Regions from separate parts of the Mus musculus genome. Here region 1 is linked to region 2. A link is a loop called in an ENCODE intact Hi-C map of the cell type or tissue named here. Cell type or tissue: left cerebral cortex. All regions are shown on one strand. Each heading gives the region's core, and the rest is flanking DNA. Links, peaks and the distances in the headings are about the cores only.

Region 1 (8,339 bases), core at 157-8,156, 340 kb before region 2:
GAAACATGAAAGGGTCATGTGCTCCAAAGTGTTGTTTTACTTTTAATATGAAAATACTTAAGCTAGAAAAAAAAATATTTGCTCTGGAGTTCTCACAGGACATTGTTCTGCCTAGAGGAGGCGTTGCAACCATCTTAACAGTGAGCTAGAACCTGAAAATTAAATCTTCTTTTTACCCTCTTTTTAATGCCAGGCATAGAACCCAAGGCCTTCAATACTACCCCGCTGAGGTGCTGCCCCAGCCCTGACTGTTCTATTTCCTAATTGTTGCAATTATCAGAAAAACTTCTTTGCTTCTGGCCACAGGTCTTCCTACTTCCAATTTTAGCCAGTAGTGGTTCTGCTTTAGAAAGCATAAGGGCCCAAGCACATGTATATACATTAGTCCTTTGTATGTATGAGTATGGCTGGGATGCGAAGCTGTGCATTGGGCAAACTTCTCTATTTTTCTTTTTCTTTTTTTTTTTTTTTTAGCCACATCTCACAGTAAATGACTACAGACCCATTTTACTTGGAAGTGCAGCCTGTCATCTTGTGTCAAAGGCCCGGGTGTATATAGCATGACATACTTCTTCACTTTGCTGGCCATCTCTGAACTGATCCCCTCAACCAGTTCATGTGGGGATCCTTGCCTCTGGGCTGGGCAATTCATTGAATTTACAACCTCTAACAAAGCAAGTGACCAAGACTACTAACAATCATCCCAGTGTTTCTCATCCTATCTTACCTGCACTTTTCAATTCGAAAGATTGTGTCTCTGTCACTGTCTTTCTGAACACATGCATACAAATATCTGAGTTCAAGGACATTACATAGCACTTACGAGTTATGAAGGCTTTGCTATTTTTCTGACTTTGAAAAACAGAAAAAGGGAAGAGGAATCAACTCCTTACCAACATGTCATATATATTATAACCTTCTTCTTTGTGTCTCAAAATAGGGCCATTTTGAATGTTTGCAAGGACCCTAAATGATGCTGTGGGTGGACTACACAATACCACATAGCTTAGCTATAATATATACATATGACTTATAAGTATATAAATTTGTATGGGATCATAAAAAAATCTTACTGACACATATGCTAAAAGAAGAAAGCATTGGGTTAAAATATCCATTTCTCTAAATATTGATGAAATTCTATATAAGCACACAACCAGTAAAATATTAAGCATGCGGTAATTATATGCAATCTACATAATTTCTTTGTATAGTTCATAGAAAATATGATCAGAAGCATGCACTACTCTGTGGAGAGGCTCATACCAAACACTACAATTCACCACAAAGTTATGTGGAAAGATAACTATCAGAAGGCAAGTGGGAAAATGGACATTTAACTCTGTGGTCAGACATCTTCTTTGGGCCTCCCTATAGGATAAATTGTTCTTATTGATGATTTTTTCAGTTATTAAGGTTAAAGCTAAAAGAGTACCATAAGATTCTAATGGTAGTTAAAACCGCCGTAAGGGTCTTTCAGCAGCCTGCCCTTACCTTTAGGGATGTATTATTGCTCTGTCTGCACTATTAGACATAGGCCTCTGCTGTGGCCCTGGAAGCTAATTGTCATTGCATCAGCCCTTTGAGTGAGAGCTTCTGGCTTAGTTCAACTCCCACAGCACAGGGCCAGATAGTACAACTGGAGAGAAAAGCATGTGCACACCTCCTTGCATGACAAGATTCAAGGAGAAAGAGAGGTCTACTCCAGTGGGATCTTGGACGTGGAAGGCTGTTCATGTTCAGAATGATCCCTTGCCCGCCGAAGCTGCACATCACATCCCACAAGGGATTTCTAAGCCAGTTTGAGACTGGCACAAGGCATCTTGCCAAGAAGACATTAATCGTTCATTGGAATCAATGGCCAGTGCTTTGCCAATTTACCTCAGGAAGCTGGGACTACGTTTATTGTGCCAGGCTGTGTTTGGGGTAGCTTTTCCCACTGGGAGGTTTAAAGGCTGGATTAGTTAAGAGTCTAGTGTAAAATTAAAATCAATGAATATTAAAGTCTTTTGTGTGTGTGTGTGTGTGTGTGTGTGTGTGTGTGTATGTGGCTTCAAGAAGGGCTACTTAACTGCTGCATGAATTTATTGTTTTATAAAAATAACCAAGAAAGCACATCACATCATGCTGAGTTGTACTCACCAGTTTCAGCATCCATGGACTACCACGGCATGTAGCAAAGCATCCAAAGAGGCCAAAAACCACGATGGTGGTGCCGGTTCCAATGAGCACATAGGGAGCATTTGTGGAGTTCTCAGCAATCAGGGAGATATAGGTTCCCAAAGTCAGCTTTCCCCAGACTCCAACGGCCAACAGGATCACCCCAGTGATCTGCGAAAGGAGAGAAGAGAACATGAAACATGAAGCTATTGCCAAAAGACATTGTCTTAGTTCCTCCTCCATTGCTGTGACGAGAGACCATGGCCAAGGCAACTTATAACAAAAGAGTTTATTGGGAGCTTGCAGTTCCAGAGGGAGTACATGTCCATCAAGGTGGGGAGCATGGAAGCAGGTACAGTACTGTAGCAGAAGCTGAGAGCCTACATCCTGATCCACAAGTATAGGCAAAGAGGGAGAACTAACTAATTGGGAATGGCATGGTATTTTGAAACCTCAAAGCTAACGCCCAATGACACACCTCCTCCAACAAGGCCACACCTCCTAATCCTTCTCAAACAGGTTCACCAAGAGAGGAAGTACAAATTTAGCATTCAAATATATGGGCCTGTGGGGGACATTTTCATTCAAACCATCACAGACACAGAGCAATGTGGCCATTAAGATTCAAGCTTCCACAAACAAGGTGTATTTGCTGAAGGCTTTGTCCTCAATGGCAAGAAATGTCAGAGATCATTAGCTAAAACTGTCACACAGTAAACGCACATTGATAGTATGCAAATTATATCTTCCCCTTATATATCCTATACATAGTTTTAATATTAATTGGAAATCAAGTCAATAAAGGACATTTTTTTTAAAAAGCTGCTTAAAGAACATCATAAGACACTTTGGAGAGGCATTCCTCCAATGTGTGTCTGTCCGACACTGAACTAGGCATGACTTCAGAGAGAATGCTGGCTCCTTTCATCAACGGCATGTGAGGGTAGAATAGGTTTTATGGCCATCTTTTACAACACTTTAAGAACAAGGATATTCTTCTTGCCCATTATCATCGAAATCTCTATAAAGAAAATATTCTAGACAGTTTTGAATCCCCATTGAGGTGCCACCTTATTCATTGTAGAGCAACAGAAGAGTCTGAACATCTCTTGGTATTGTTTGTAACGCTATTTGTCAAATATCATTAACCATTCCAATTGAAATCTTTATAACATGTTTAAACTCTAGCCCCGTGCATTTATCAGCCCCTTACCTAAGGTAGTGCATTCAGTGCTATGTATTAGGCCTTACTCTCCATTGCCTGAAGATCCCAGGCCTCAGCAATTGTGGCTGGTGAAGCCATATGCTGGCTTGTGTCCCCCACCATCCCACAGTTGCATTTAGAACTTGATGACATATTCAAAAGTAACCGTTTTCAAATTGCTACCTTTAGGACCCGAGGCTTAAGTGCTTTCCGAGTTCTACTCAGGGAGTTCAGTGCTGTCCCAGCCTAAAGCTCAATGCTCTGTACTAAAGACCGCAGGTTTCTGCTCAGTCTATCCAAATGAAGAGGCAAGATGAGAAGCTAGAGGAAAACAGCAACACACACACGCACACACACACACACACACACACACACACGCTAAATTGCCTTTTGAAGGAAAAGGCATAGGCATAGGCAGCCTTAACATTGTGTGCTGCATAATTAATCTCCTTATGAACTTTAGTAAAACACATGAACTTTGTAATGGTAACTCCCCTGTCTTGTCCCAATAGCTTATTTTGTAGAACTACCACTGTGCATGCCAGACTTAAGTGTTAGATGAGAAAAGGGTGAAGAAATGATGCAGACTTGAGGAGAAAGCATTTGATGCTAATTGTGAGGAGAAGGGGCCCAGTAGAGGCTTCCTGTGACGGGAATGAATGGTTTCAGTGAATTAAATCCAATAATGCAGATGTTGCCAAAAGTTTCACATCCTCTGCTGACACCTGGTGGTCATTTGTAAAAAAGCACATTCTCTGAACAGTTTCCTTTGCCATACTCTGCCAAATAGAAATCTAACAGTAGCTTTACCCACTAGAATCAAGTCTCATGTTACCAGGGGTGAAAACAGACCATATTGGTAAAATAAGATGCTCATCATCAACTTTCTACCCTTAAATTAGCTACAAAGAATTCCATTCTAAGATGTTCAACAGCAAGGGCAAGGCTGTACATATGATACATATGACAGTTGACATTTGGCACTGCACACACACGCCTGCGCACACACAAACACGCGCGTGCGCGCGCGCGAGCACACACACACACACACACACACTCAGAGACAGATATACATATAGAGAAAGAGACAGACAGACAGACAGACAGACAGAGATAGAGAGAGAATGCGTTTGGGACTAAGGACATTTCAGAGCTAGGTCTTAACTTTCCAGTACAGTTTGGGCACAGCTTAAACTTAGGAACAGGATACCACCAGCTGCTACTAATACAGGCTCTGAAACAAGGCCAAAGAAAACTATAATAGTAGCAGCACTAGCAGAGGTATATTGGCGCTGGGGAGGTTAACTCAGTTACACAGCCCAGCATGAATGAAATTCTAAGTTCAATATTTAGTACAGGAGAAAAAAAAACCCAAAACATTAGATTAGACTGAGAAAAGCTTTGAAAAACTAGCATATGTTGCTTTAAATTTTCAATGAAAGAAAGTCCTGGAGAAGTTTGGCCATATGCCACAGTGTTCCCAAAGGCTCCTGGAAGAGACTCGCCAGGCGGCATTTTTAATCATAAACAGAATATTTGGGGAGCGGGCAGTAGACATAAGTGATCCTCTTTGTTCTTATCAGGTCATTCCAGGTAACACTGGGAGGCTCCTTGCCAACCCTGCACCCTCCTGGTTTTTCTCAGGCATCCAGAGCCATGTGATTCCTTCTTGCTTTGTTAGAGCATAGACCATAGATCTGACCAACCTGCTAAAGCTGCACACATGATATGCCAGATTTGCGTATGAGAGGGCAAAGTCTCCATCATTACTCAAACTCCCTAGCACCTAGCCTGGGAGCTCCACCTTCTAAATGAACACACCCAATCATTTCAATGATGATACGAGTTTAGCATATTAACAACTAAATGATATCTTAGAGGGCAACGGTGGGAAATGAAGTCATAGAGGTATAAGGTACAGCTAAGAGACCTGTCCTAAGAAGCTCTATGAGATAGAAGGCACTGTGTCTAAGCACTGATAAAAAAGAATCACCAAAGAGACAGTAGGAGGGAATTGCAGCCAGTTCACATTTTCATGAGGAATCTATGGCTCAAGCATTCCAGAGCTTCACAGGTTCATTTGTTCTTGTTGACTACACACAGAGGGACTGTAGACTAGTGCCTTCCACTCCCATGCCTCTGGAACTCAGAGACAAAATGGATGATGCAGAAAGTCTATGGCAATTATCAATAGTTAAAATATAGATCCCTCGGGTGCTAGATTTAAGAGGAAACGTAGGCAAGAGAGTATCCCTGTCCTTACTTAGTAGGTGAATGTGCTTGCTGAAGGGAGACTAGAGAGGGATGTTTTCTGAAGCATCAGGGACATCATTCTAGAGAGGACCGAAAGGAGTCAGACTGGCAGGGAAATCAGAAGCCTCTGTTATCTCATGATTTTCTCTTTAAACTCTGAGAAGTACATGCCCATTGCATTTACAATTTTGTTTTTTTTTTATTATTAGTTATTTACCTCTGTAGCCAGTACAGCAAAATGGACTAAGAATATGAATGTATAAAGGGGTTTCTAGTGGGCTTGGGAACCCAGTCGAGGATAGGCAAGGAAAAGGAACCTGGTGTATTTAAAAGGGGGATGTATGCTGGAGTTCCAGACTTGAGGGTTAGGAGATAGGGCTTGCAGTTTCTTTTAGTTGTGTGGGCTTTGGCAGATCACCAAAGCTTTCTTGGCTTCGATTCCTTCTCCAGTGAGATCAGGAGGTAGAAAAATCTGTACTTCCTCTTGGGCCCCTTTCCTTCTGTTTGTTTTGTGTTATCCCAATGTATTAATTTCTATTTTATTATTCTATTCCTTTAGAAGCCTCATTGTTTTTAATGAGAAATAGAGAGAGGGCAGATCTGGATGGGAAGTAAGATGGGGAAGAAATGGGAGGAGCAAAGGGAGGGGAAATTGTAATCAGGATATATTATATGAGAAAAAAAATCTGTTTTCTGAAAAAGGAAAAGGAAAAGAAAAGTCAAGACCAAGCCAACTATTTTCTAGGTTGCTAACTTCATTTGCTAAGGACGTTCACTAACCTAACTTTGCATTTAACTTGGAGGAGTGAACTGAAAACACCAGAGAGGGATGGCAACGGTAGCTGTACAGCATGGTTCTTATTTTTATTAAGAAGCACTGTTCTGCACTTGCAAAAGTTGAAAACAGGTTCTAGGGCTTTGACTTCCACTCATAGAGAGTGAATTGCTCCTTTTCAACTGTCCAGAAAGCCTTGAAAGTATGGAATGAGCATAGCAGAGCATAAGACTATTCAGAAGGCACTCACACCTCTGGCTTCCTTATGACCTAGATACAGAAATAGCAATCATCCAGGTGAACTAGTAATTGGAGATAGCAAAGCCACTTATGAAGAGATTTTATGTACTTAGAAACCGGGACCAGCTGTAGTAGTTAAGAGTGGGAGACACTTAATGTTGGGGGAATTCCCTCCATGCTACAGCTCTCTCACAAAGCTCCAAGGTTAATCACACTTGTTTTTAAAACTCGGCTGGTGCAGTTTAATTCACAAAGAGGCCGCATGACTACCAGCAGTGCTAAAAGGCTGACTGCCATTGGAAGGGAGCCAACCACCACTGAAGGAAGACTTGTGGGAGAAAGCACTGCCCTGGCTCATGGCACTGGCCCTTTGAGAACTTGGTGGCTCAAATCCCACACAAGCAAAAAACAAGAGAGATTTTTTTTAAAAGATCACATCAAACAAGTGCATGATCAAGAAGCTACAATGATCTTAATGTGTATTGAAAATTTCTGTAACCACATGTTTATCCCATTCTGTATTACTGTGTACACACCAGGGACTTAAGAGTCATGTGAAGGAGAATAAAGAGAATAAAGCCCTTTGCTTCTTTGTAGCACCCAATGTCTCAGCCACTTCCTGTGTCTGATTTCCGAGACAATCTGTCATTCATTCTGTCCTAATAGCCATTCAGCTAAACCACTGCTTCTTTGATTCTGAGTCCAAATTTTCAACTTTGAAAAAAATCAGTCACTGGTGCCTATAGCACAATGGCCCCCTGGGGCCCATAATGAGGGTTTGACAAATACAATGTATGTCTTAGCAATGCTTCCTTCATGGGCTGTATCCTTAGGAGCTATCAGATGGGAATAAGCCTGAATCGACTCATCTCAACAATTATTCCATATGAATATGAATCTAATCAACAATCTGTGACAGAGTAGCGTGCATGTCATGATTATGGCACTCAACACATTGTTGTTCTGGGTTTTCATTATTTCCAAAAGGGAGATTGTGTTTTGCATATCATCTCTAAGTCACAAAAATAAAAACAGATATGAATAGATATCGTATATACACATATGAAAATAGATGAACCCAAACACCCAAACAGTAGTCATTCAGTTCCCACACTTTCTGTGGCTTTATATTCTGGGAGTGTGGTGGAAGGGGGAGCTATGTGGGATGGGAACTTCATATCTCCTTTAAAGCAAACCTAGGGCTGGGGATCATACTTTCAGAAAAGGATCAACTATGAAAAGAGGTTAATACCAAAGAAAATCCATGTGAGGGATTCCAAGCAAGATTCTCATGAAAACAACAACAACAACAACAACAGCAGCAGCAACACACAAAAACCGGTGAGATAGTCTTTCCTTAACTCTCTCCTGAGATAATAATATAAGGAAGATAAAACCCCTCTGGTGACTGAAATAAGTTGCCCTCAGCCCTGTCATGTCCACACTGCATGCATGTGTGATCACACCACTAAGTAAGATGCATAGTCCTGTGCTGGATGACAACACTTCAGTAATAAAGAATCACCCATGTCACTGTGATCCCACAAGATTATATTGCCGTGACATGTGGACTTACAAAGTTTACACATCTTTGCTCTGATAGTCACACTGTGGAAAAAATACCCTGCAGTACATTTCTCGGGAAATATACCAGTGAAGTGATGTACAGATTGTACTGGCTAAGTTCATGCATTTAGTACTGATAAA
Region 2 (8,339 bases), core at 300-8,299:
GAGACTGCCTTTGTTTTGCTAAAGTGAAGTTGGCACCTGACATTGTTCCTTAACTCTACTAAGTAAGTATAATTAAAAGTTATTTGTGTTCAATTATTTGCTTATCTGCTTGTCTGATTGTGCTCTGTCTTTTCGTCAATACCAATTTTACCTTTAGTTAATCAAAGCGGTGAAATAATTAGATAGATAAGAGATTTAAAGTAAAACTGATTCCTCAACCTTGATAAGACCTTAAGGCCTCCGGAAATGCCAACTTCCTTTATCGTTGACCTCTGTTAGATTCACCTTGATTTGTATATGCATGATATATAGATAGTGAGGAGATAGGTTAGTAAGGAAACTACTAAAATCAATAAGAAAGTGTTAAGAAGCAAGTAAAGAAAAATGCTTCTTATTTAATATTATAGAGAAATTCAATAAATACATAGAATCTAGCATGTATAAAAGTCTCATATTCAAAGAGGAGCTGTCTTAACATGATCCTTTAAGACAATCCATTGTATAAAGAAGGGAAATCTTACGTGGTGTATTTCTTATATTCTTAATAATGAGCATAGAATCTTCCAAGGGGCAGCCAGGAGCTGCCTGCAATCATAGTGTGTCCATTGATGGGTCCTGGATATCTTACTCCAATTCTACTTTCCAGAAACACTAGAAAAGTACAGCGGCATTCTCCAAAGTAGGAAAGGTGGGGAGAAAGTGAACAATCAAAACTGACTTTGGGGTTCCTAATAAAAGCTCTTCCATCATGGACTGGGCGAAAAGGAGTTTTTAATATGTAGCAGCAGACCCTCATACCCAGGTTCCATCCTGGGACTTACTGTATTATCTTCATGCTTCTCTATACCCCAGAGGGGAAAAAGCCAAGTTGTACAATACAGAGGACCCAGTGAATGCTCCCACCTCGGACTCTGAAACTTGGATCATTGAAAATGTTGTACTGTTGAGATGAGATGTAGTATTGTAAACAACGAGCAGTGCTGATTTTGTCAAGTTCTCAGCCTGGTCTTGTCTTGGCAAGCAAGACCAAGGTTCCTCTAGACTACACTAAGGCATCAATTGTATTCAGACCTGCTCTTCTCTTCCCTGTTTACTACTCTCACTCAGTCACTTCTCTTCAGAATTCCTGTTAATTTTGCTTTACCTTGTGTTTTCTTACTAAATCTTATTTCTTTCAAGAACTCTGACTGACTCAGAAATTGCTATCATAAACTAAGCTGCAGAAAACCTTGATAAAAATCAGAATTGGTTGACAGGCACTAACAGCCCTCTTCAGGAACATAGCTACAAACTAGCTTATCAGTTGCCAATAGTAACCTGCAATGCCCATCATGTATCCGATTCAGATAGAATACTATGAAGGGCCTGAGGAATTCAGTGACAGCTAATGAGGTAGCTGTTCTTTATAATAAATAGCTTTATAGTATAAAAAAGTTATTTGCCTCGGTTGAACTGAGATGGCCAAATAGAAATTCAGACTTTGATCCAGTGTGCTGATGAATTATAATATTGGTGACATTTCCAGTCCTGACAGATTTTAGAGGTGCATATTGGGGTATTATCTGATTTAATTTGAAAGCTGAGGCATTGACACAGAAATATATGAGAGGATTTTAGTAGGCCCTGTGAAGGCTGAATCCTTAATTCTCATCCAATCTCCCTTGCCAGATTAAGAAAGCTCTCCTACCTTGCCTGATGAAACTGTTGTTACCTTGCTTGAAGCTAGTATTTCACCTGGGAGTTGCCCTGCCATGTGAAGTGGGTTCTCTTCCCCACCTCACTTCCCTACCAGCTGTCAGATTTAACATGCCCCAGATGGGAAGAGGTACTAACAAAGTCAAAAGCCGAGGAAAGCCAACACATTTCTAGATTTCTATTTTTTTTTTTTTGAAAAAAAAAATCTCGAAAGTGTACATGGGAAAGTATGTGCACAGAGAAGTGTGTATGCTGAGAAGTACACATGGAGACTACGAGGATGCTTAGTCAAGGCTGAGAAACGCAATCTTAGATCAGTGTGGATCGAACACACCTCAAAATTCCTTGTAGACTGGGCAGGTATTCCAAATCCAGGTGTACAGAAGGCGAGGGATCCAGTGAGCAAAGCTTCCCACGGGGTATGTCCCTTAGAGGGAGAGAAGGGCTGAGCCACTTATCCATGCATCTTCATTTGTAGTGGTTAATGGTTCCAGAGAGGTAGGGATAGGGGAATAAATACATTTAAGGATTGGTGGCAAAAAGGTTTTCACAAGGATGGAAACAGACTTTCCTAAATTAAGACTGTTGATGGTCCTGTGAAGGTTCATTGGAAGACATACCAAATGGAGGAATCTTAAGGCTGCCTTATCTATTACTCTATATTTCTAAAATAAACTACTCTGACTCTTACAAATGTCACATTGCATTTTAAGTATGTAAACGTTTTAGAAATGTCTCATGTGCAAATTGTGGCTAAAAAAAAAAAAAGCCCTAAGATTATATTGAAAGTCATGTTCATCGAAGTTTAGAAGAAAGCAGCACTCCCAAGAGCTGAGTAAGCTTGCATATGTATTTCAACTGCCCACATTTTGAACTCTTAACCTAGATGTAACTTAGCCCTCCCTGCCTTATTGTATAAAGATCTAGAACGATAAAGGTGGAAGGGGCATTCTTGAGCACAGGAAATGGAGGAAGGAAGGAAATGAGAGAGACGATGTAAAATTGCAAATACAAACCCCAGCCCACTGCATTCCCAATTGTCTTGCTGCCATAGATTGATAAAGACTTCAGAGGTCATTTACTAGTGACAGCTTCCTTTTCAAGAAGGGACAGAACATTCTTTCTGGATTTCGTTTATTTACTGAGGCTTGAACCCAGCACCCATACATACCTAAGAAGTGCTTTTCCACTGAGTTGTAGCCCCATCCCTGAACTCATTTTTTTTTAATATCTAGAAATCTCGTTATATGAGATTTTAAAAAAATATGAATATTTAAAGAAGAAAGCACATGGGTTTCCACTAGGGCACTCTGTGGTGATTGATACTGTCTCTCTATTCCTCAGCAAAGATGAAGGCAGGGTGACTGACCTCACCCAAATGGATATTCTCACTCAGGATTTTGTTCTTGAGCAAAATGTAATGGGACAGTGACATTAGCAGTATGTTGAAAGCAATTGCCGCACCTGGCACTGGTGTCCTATCCAGTTTGGTCCTGCTACATTGCTGTTCTAGATCCCTGTCCTTTCTTTTTCTGAGCCTGGCCTTCTCATTTAATCTGGGTACATACAGTGCCTGTGAAACTCATGCACATGCCATAGATCAGTGACTTGTCATGCCTTCCAGCTTCTGGTTGGGGTTGGCCACTGGAGGGGTCATAGAAGGGGAATGGAAGAATAGAGTGGAGTGGAGCTACACATTCTAACTGATTCTTCCACTCTTTGCTTGACACCTTGGTTTGACCTATTCTTAATACAGATGCACTGTTTTCTTCAAGATTGCCCCACCTTGGATCTCTCCTTTTGGGTTCCAACCAATGCTCTCTTCCTTCATTGCTCTGGGCTACATGGCAGTAACAGCCCCACTGATAGTAGTCTGAGTTCTAGCACCATTGCTTTCTGTTTGTTCTAACCAACTTCAAAAGAAACTATTTCTAAGTAATTTTTTTTCAAAAATTATCTAAAATTGCTCATGTGAGTGCATCCTTTCTTGGTTAATATTGCCATAAAGAAACACAGCAGACAGCATCCTAGGAAGAGGACCAAGAAGGAACAAAACCTCAGAATTAATATGAAAGGTGAAATTTCAAGTAAATGGTTATAAATGAAAATGAATGTATCTGAGGGACCCTTTTGGGCAAAAGCCGTCAGTGGCCAAGAGGAGAGGAAGGGAGCAGAGAGAGTAATGAGGCATGAATATGGTCAAAGTGTATCATGTACTTGGATGAAAGCATCATTTATGAAACCTGTCATTTCACTGAATATATGTTAATAAAAACGCCACTCAAAAGCATAGTTGAAAATAGTTCAATTGACACTTAGAAGCTTTAAAAGCCTGATTTCCAGTCATAAATGACAATGACTAATAGCTAATACAAGAGGAGGTTTGTGTTCACAAACATACAGTTGGTCAACAGTTGGGACATTTATTTTGAAAAGTCTGACAGTCATTAGGTTCCCCCTCCCTGATCCTATGATGCTGCTTAAAAAGCACATAGGTTTTTCCAGATGTCTCCTCTCCAGTGTTCTTTGCTGTCTAAAAGAAAAGCTGTGCTGTATTTGGAATGATGCAGCATGAGAAAGCTATTAATCTGGCTCCATCTAGATGTGCCAAGTTTAACTGCAGGGCTGCCTCCATTTGATTATGAAAGCTTGTACAAGCCATGCGATTTTAGAAAACCAGGCCATGAGACCCAAGTAATGGGAATGAAAGACATGCAGCAAGGTAAGTAATATGTAAAGAGCTTGCTGAAAGCCAGGCACTGTACGAGATTTGTTCACACCCTCTCATTTGAAAGCACACAGTCTTGCAAATTAGAAGTTTGGATCCAGATTAAACAGATGTAGAATAAGAAGTAGTGAAGAAACAACTCACCTGGGATACTAAGGCAGAAAATAACAACAAAGCATGAATGGAAAGCTTGGCTTCTATCAGACTTGTTCTCTTATATGAGCATTGCAGGGAGGGACGACTCCCCTGGGAAGTGTTCAAGTCAGTCTACATTGGTTGAAGAAAGCAAATAATAGAACATTTAGCTATGCCTACTTACTGTCCTAGTTTTCTGTCCATTACTGTGATAAACACCATATGCAAAACCAATGTGGGGAGGAGCGGGTTGATTTGGCTTACTAATCCTGATAACACTTCATCACCCAGGGAAGTCAGGGCAAGAAGTTGGAGGCAGGAACTGAAGGAGAGACCATAGAGAAACTATGTTTACTGGCTTGCTCCCTCTGGCTTGCTCAACTTGCTTTTTTTTATATATATACTCGGGACTACCTGCCCAGGAATGGTGCCCCCCCCCATAATAATAAAATGCCCCCACAAGCTTGCCTGTAGTCTAATCTGATAGATGTGTTTTCCTAGCTGTGATTCCTCCTTCTTGGATGATTCAAGCTTGTGTCAAGTTGAAAAACAAAACAAAACAAAACAAAAAACAAAACACCTAACCAAAACCACAATTCTTCGCTTCTTCATGACAGTGTTTTAAGTGTCCATCAGCTTCACCTTCAACTTCAAATTATTCTTCAAAGTAACCTTGTTTTCTAAACTTTAAATAAAGTAATTCTATTTTCAAAACAGTGTTTAAATGGGAAGACTAAGTGTTTCCTACCCCAGTAGTTCTCAGCCTTCCTGATGCTGTGACCCTTTAACACAGTTCCTCATGTTGTAGTGACCCCCAACAGTAAGTTAATTTTATTGTTGTTACTGTTATGAATTTCAATGTAAATATCTGTGTTTTCCAATCCTCTTAGGTGACCCCTGTGAAAGGGTTATTTGACACCCCCTCCTCAGAGAGTCACAACCCACAGGTTGAGAACCACTGCTATATACCTACAGCTTTTTGTAATGTATCAGAACACATCTCATATTCCAGCAACCGTTTAAAATGAAGAGTCAAAACATTCTTAGCAATCAGAGCCCTGCTACGCTGTGTGACCTACTAAAAGACAGTTAATGTCTCATTTGGATGCATAAGTTATGCCTATAAGAAAATAATGCTCCAGGTACTGCAAAAATGGCACCGTTTTATTAGAGCATGGTGTAATGGAAGGGGTTCAGTGATCCATGTCTAATAAAACTAGGACTGAATCATGGGCCAATATTTTCTAATAGAATCACTTACAGATCACTAACCTCTAGAAAGTGATTTAATAGTTCCTAGGACATATTTATTAAGTCACGCCAGGTGGTGCAAGCCTGTAATCTCAGTTACTTGGGAGGCTGAGGTAGGAAGATTGCAAATTCAAGCCTTGCTTGGCTGACCTGGTTAGACATTGCCTCCCCCACCACACCCCCCATGAAAGGGAAAATGAAGGCTGTGGAGCAGCTCAGACACAGAGCGCTTTCCTAGTCTCCGTTCCAGGACCCAGCCTTCATTCCGGGGACCACAACCCCCTACTACAAAAAAGGGAAGAAAGAAAGAGAGAAAGAAAGAGAGAGAGAGAAAGAGAGAGAGAGAGAGAGAAAGAAAGAAAAGAAAGGGAAGGGAAGGGAAGGGAAGGGAAGGGAAGGGAAGGGAAGGGAAGGGAAGGGAAGGGAAGGGAAGGGAAGGGAAGGGAAGAGAAGAGAAGAGAAGAGAAGAGAAGAGAAGAGAAGAGAAGAGAAGAGAAGAGAAGAGAAGAGAAGAGAAGAGAAGAGAAGAGGAACTTGAACTATTTTGGTTTAGATATCTGTAATATTTTTCTACCAACAATATACTTTTAAATACATATTATTAAAAAGATTATTTGCTAACAAAGACATTTTGTTTAAAAAAAATGTTGTCTCTCCATCCCATGATCTTTTTTCCCATCCTCTTTGTGTCGCCTGTGCCTAGCAGCATCCTTTCTACTTTTTTGTCTCATGTGACCTTTTACACCCTTGTCCCTAATTCCAGATACTTGTTGCCCCTGCTTGGTCTATTTAGTTTCAGATACTGTGCCATTCTCACTGCTCCTTATTTAAAGACATGCACATATTAAAAGTCAACATCTCCATCTGAGAAAATGTGAGCCACATGTCATCGTGACACTGAATCACCTCACATATCATAATATTTATAATTAGATTAATTTACCTGAAAATGTCATAATTTTGTTTTCTTGACAGCTGAGAGGGAGTTATGCTAAAGAAGTAATTATGCTCAGTACACATTATAAAGATTTTTAAAAACTATAATTTTATTGTCAAATTTTGTTTTGGAAAGGTCAGAAAAGTTAGATTCACTAGCCCTAATCCTGATGCAGAGAATCATTTCTCTTCTTTTGTTTTTTAAGACAGGATCTCACTGTGTAGCCCTGGCTGGCCTGGAACTCATTATGTAGGCCAGGCTGCCCTTGAACCCACAGAGATCCACCTGCCCTTGTCTCCCTAGTGCTGGAATTAACGGCATGCATCACTATACCTAGTTTGCCAACTTAAAAGGCAACCCCCCTCCCCCTCCAAATCCCCCCCCCCCAAAAAAAAACCAATCACCTTCATTGTTTGGTTTTTGAGACAAGGTTTCTCTGCATAACCCTGACTGTTTTGGAACTCTCTCTGTATCTGTAGATCGTGCTGGCCTCCACCTTGCAGATCCACCTACTGATGCCTCCCTAGTGCTAAGACTGGCCGTGAGCCATGCTGGGCTGGGTTGGGTTACATTGCTTGCTGAGATTTATTGCCGATTTGCAACTGAGCAAATAAGCATTCAAGAAAAGTACAAGGCCAGGAAACCTGTAACAAAATAGACTCCTCAGCGTACATCCAAAGGCACAGTAGTGATGCAGTTTATTTGAAATAGAATTAAATCTTGGGTATGTGAATACAAAAGAAAGGTGTTTAGAACTTTTTAAAATATGAAATGGGAGACTCTTAAAGACTGTTAGGCAGGGAAATACATGACTTAGTTTCTATCTTAAAATATCTGTCTGGCTTCTCTGTAATCATAAAAGAATATGAATTTGGAAGAAAAAGTTTTTTAAAAGGTAATACAATAATCCAGATTCTACCTTACCATTTCATAATTTTTTATTTATATAGATATTTTTATATTATTATTATTGTTGTTGTTGTTGTTATTCACTTCATATCCTGCTCACTGCCCCCTCCTGGTTACTCCCTCCCACATTCCTTCTCCCCTTCTCCCTTCTCCTCTGAGCAGATGTGGGGGGCCCCTGGGTATCTCTCCACCCTGGCACTTCAAGTCTCTGTGAGGCTAGGTGCTTTCTCTCTCACTGAGGGCAGACAAGGCAGCCCAGTTAGAACGTATGCCATGTATAGGCAACAACTTTTGGGATAATCCCCATTCCAGGTGTTCAGGACTCACATGAAGACCAAGCTGCACATCTGCTACATATATGCGAGCTGGGAGGGAGGCTTCTGTGATGCCACCAAAATTGGACCCTCACTGGGACTCCCCTGAGTCATTCTGTTGCTGCACAATGTCACGGAGAGTCTGCAGCTTTGGATCTGTAGCACTGGCCCTTTCAAGCACCCTAACATTTTGCAGATGATATTAATTTTAGGGTGAGCCAACTCAGATCCCTGGATCTTGGCCTGGGTGGCCATTGAGCTGGTCAGCCTTTGGGATCTCCCTTATTTGCACCACCACAGGGAGCTCTCCAACACTCCTCTGGCTAGGCCATCCAATGCCTTCATCAGCTTGCTCTGGAGGTCCTCCACA

Evidence for each region. Hi-C counts contacts between places; a loop is a spot of excess contacts. Peaks named below come from ENCODE experiments on the same cell type or tissue, not always from the same donor. Only the 100,000 strongest peaks of a DNase experiment are listed, where the experiment ranks them.
Region 1: it touches region 2 in a loop (3-fold over the local background); 6 of 42 quality-filtered maps call a loop at or near these places.

What each region holds. Positions count from the first base shown.
Region 1 is chrX:10,573,307-10,581,645 of GRCm38, reverse strand. It overlaps Tspan7 (tetraspanin 7), which reads right to left. Exons shown (of 8, transcript NM_019634.2): 2 at 2,143-2,331. Among named protein-coding and RNA genes, the nearest start is that of Tspan7, 92 kb to the right of the region's middle. In left cerebral cortex, for the core only: CTCF peaks have their summits at 4,095 (motif pointing left) and 6,885; DNase peaks (open chromatin) are centred at 4,952, 5,998, 6,929, 7,240 and 2 more places; H3K27ac peaks cover 269 bases.
Region 2 is chrX:10,229,186-10,237,524 of GRCm38, reverse strand. No RefSeq gene overlaps it. Among named protein-coding and RNA genes, the nearest start is that of Rpgr, 17 kb to the right of the region's middle. In left cerebral cortex, for the core only: a CTCF peak has its summit at 4,305; a DNase peak (open chromatin) is centred at 4,300.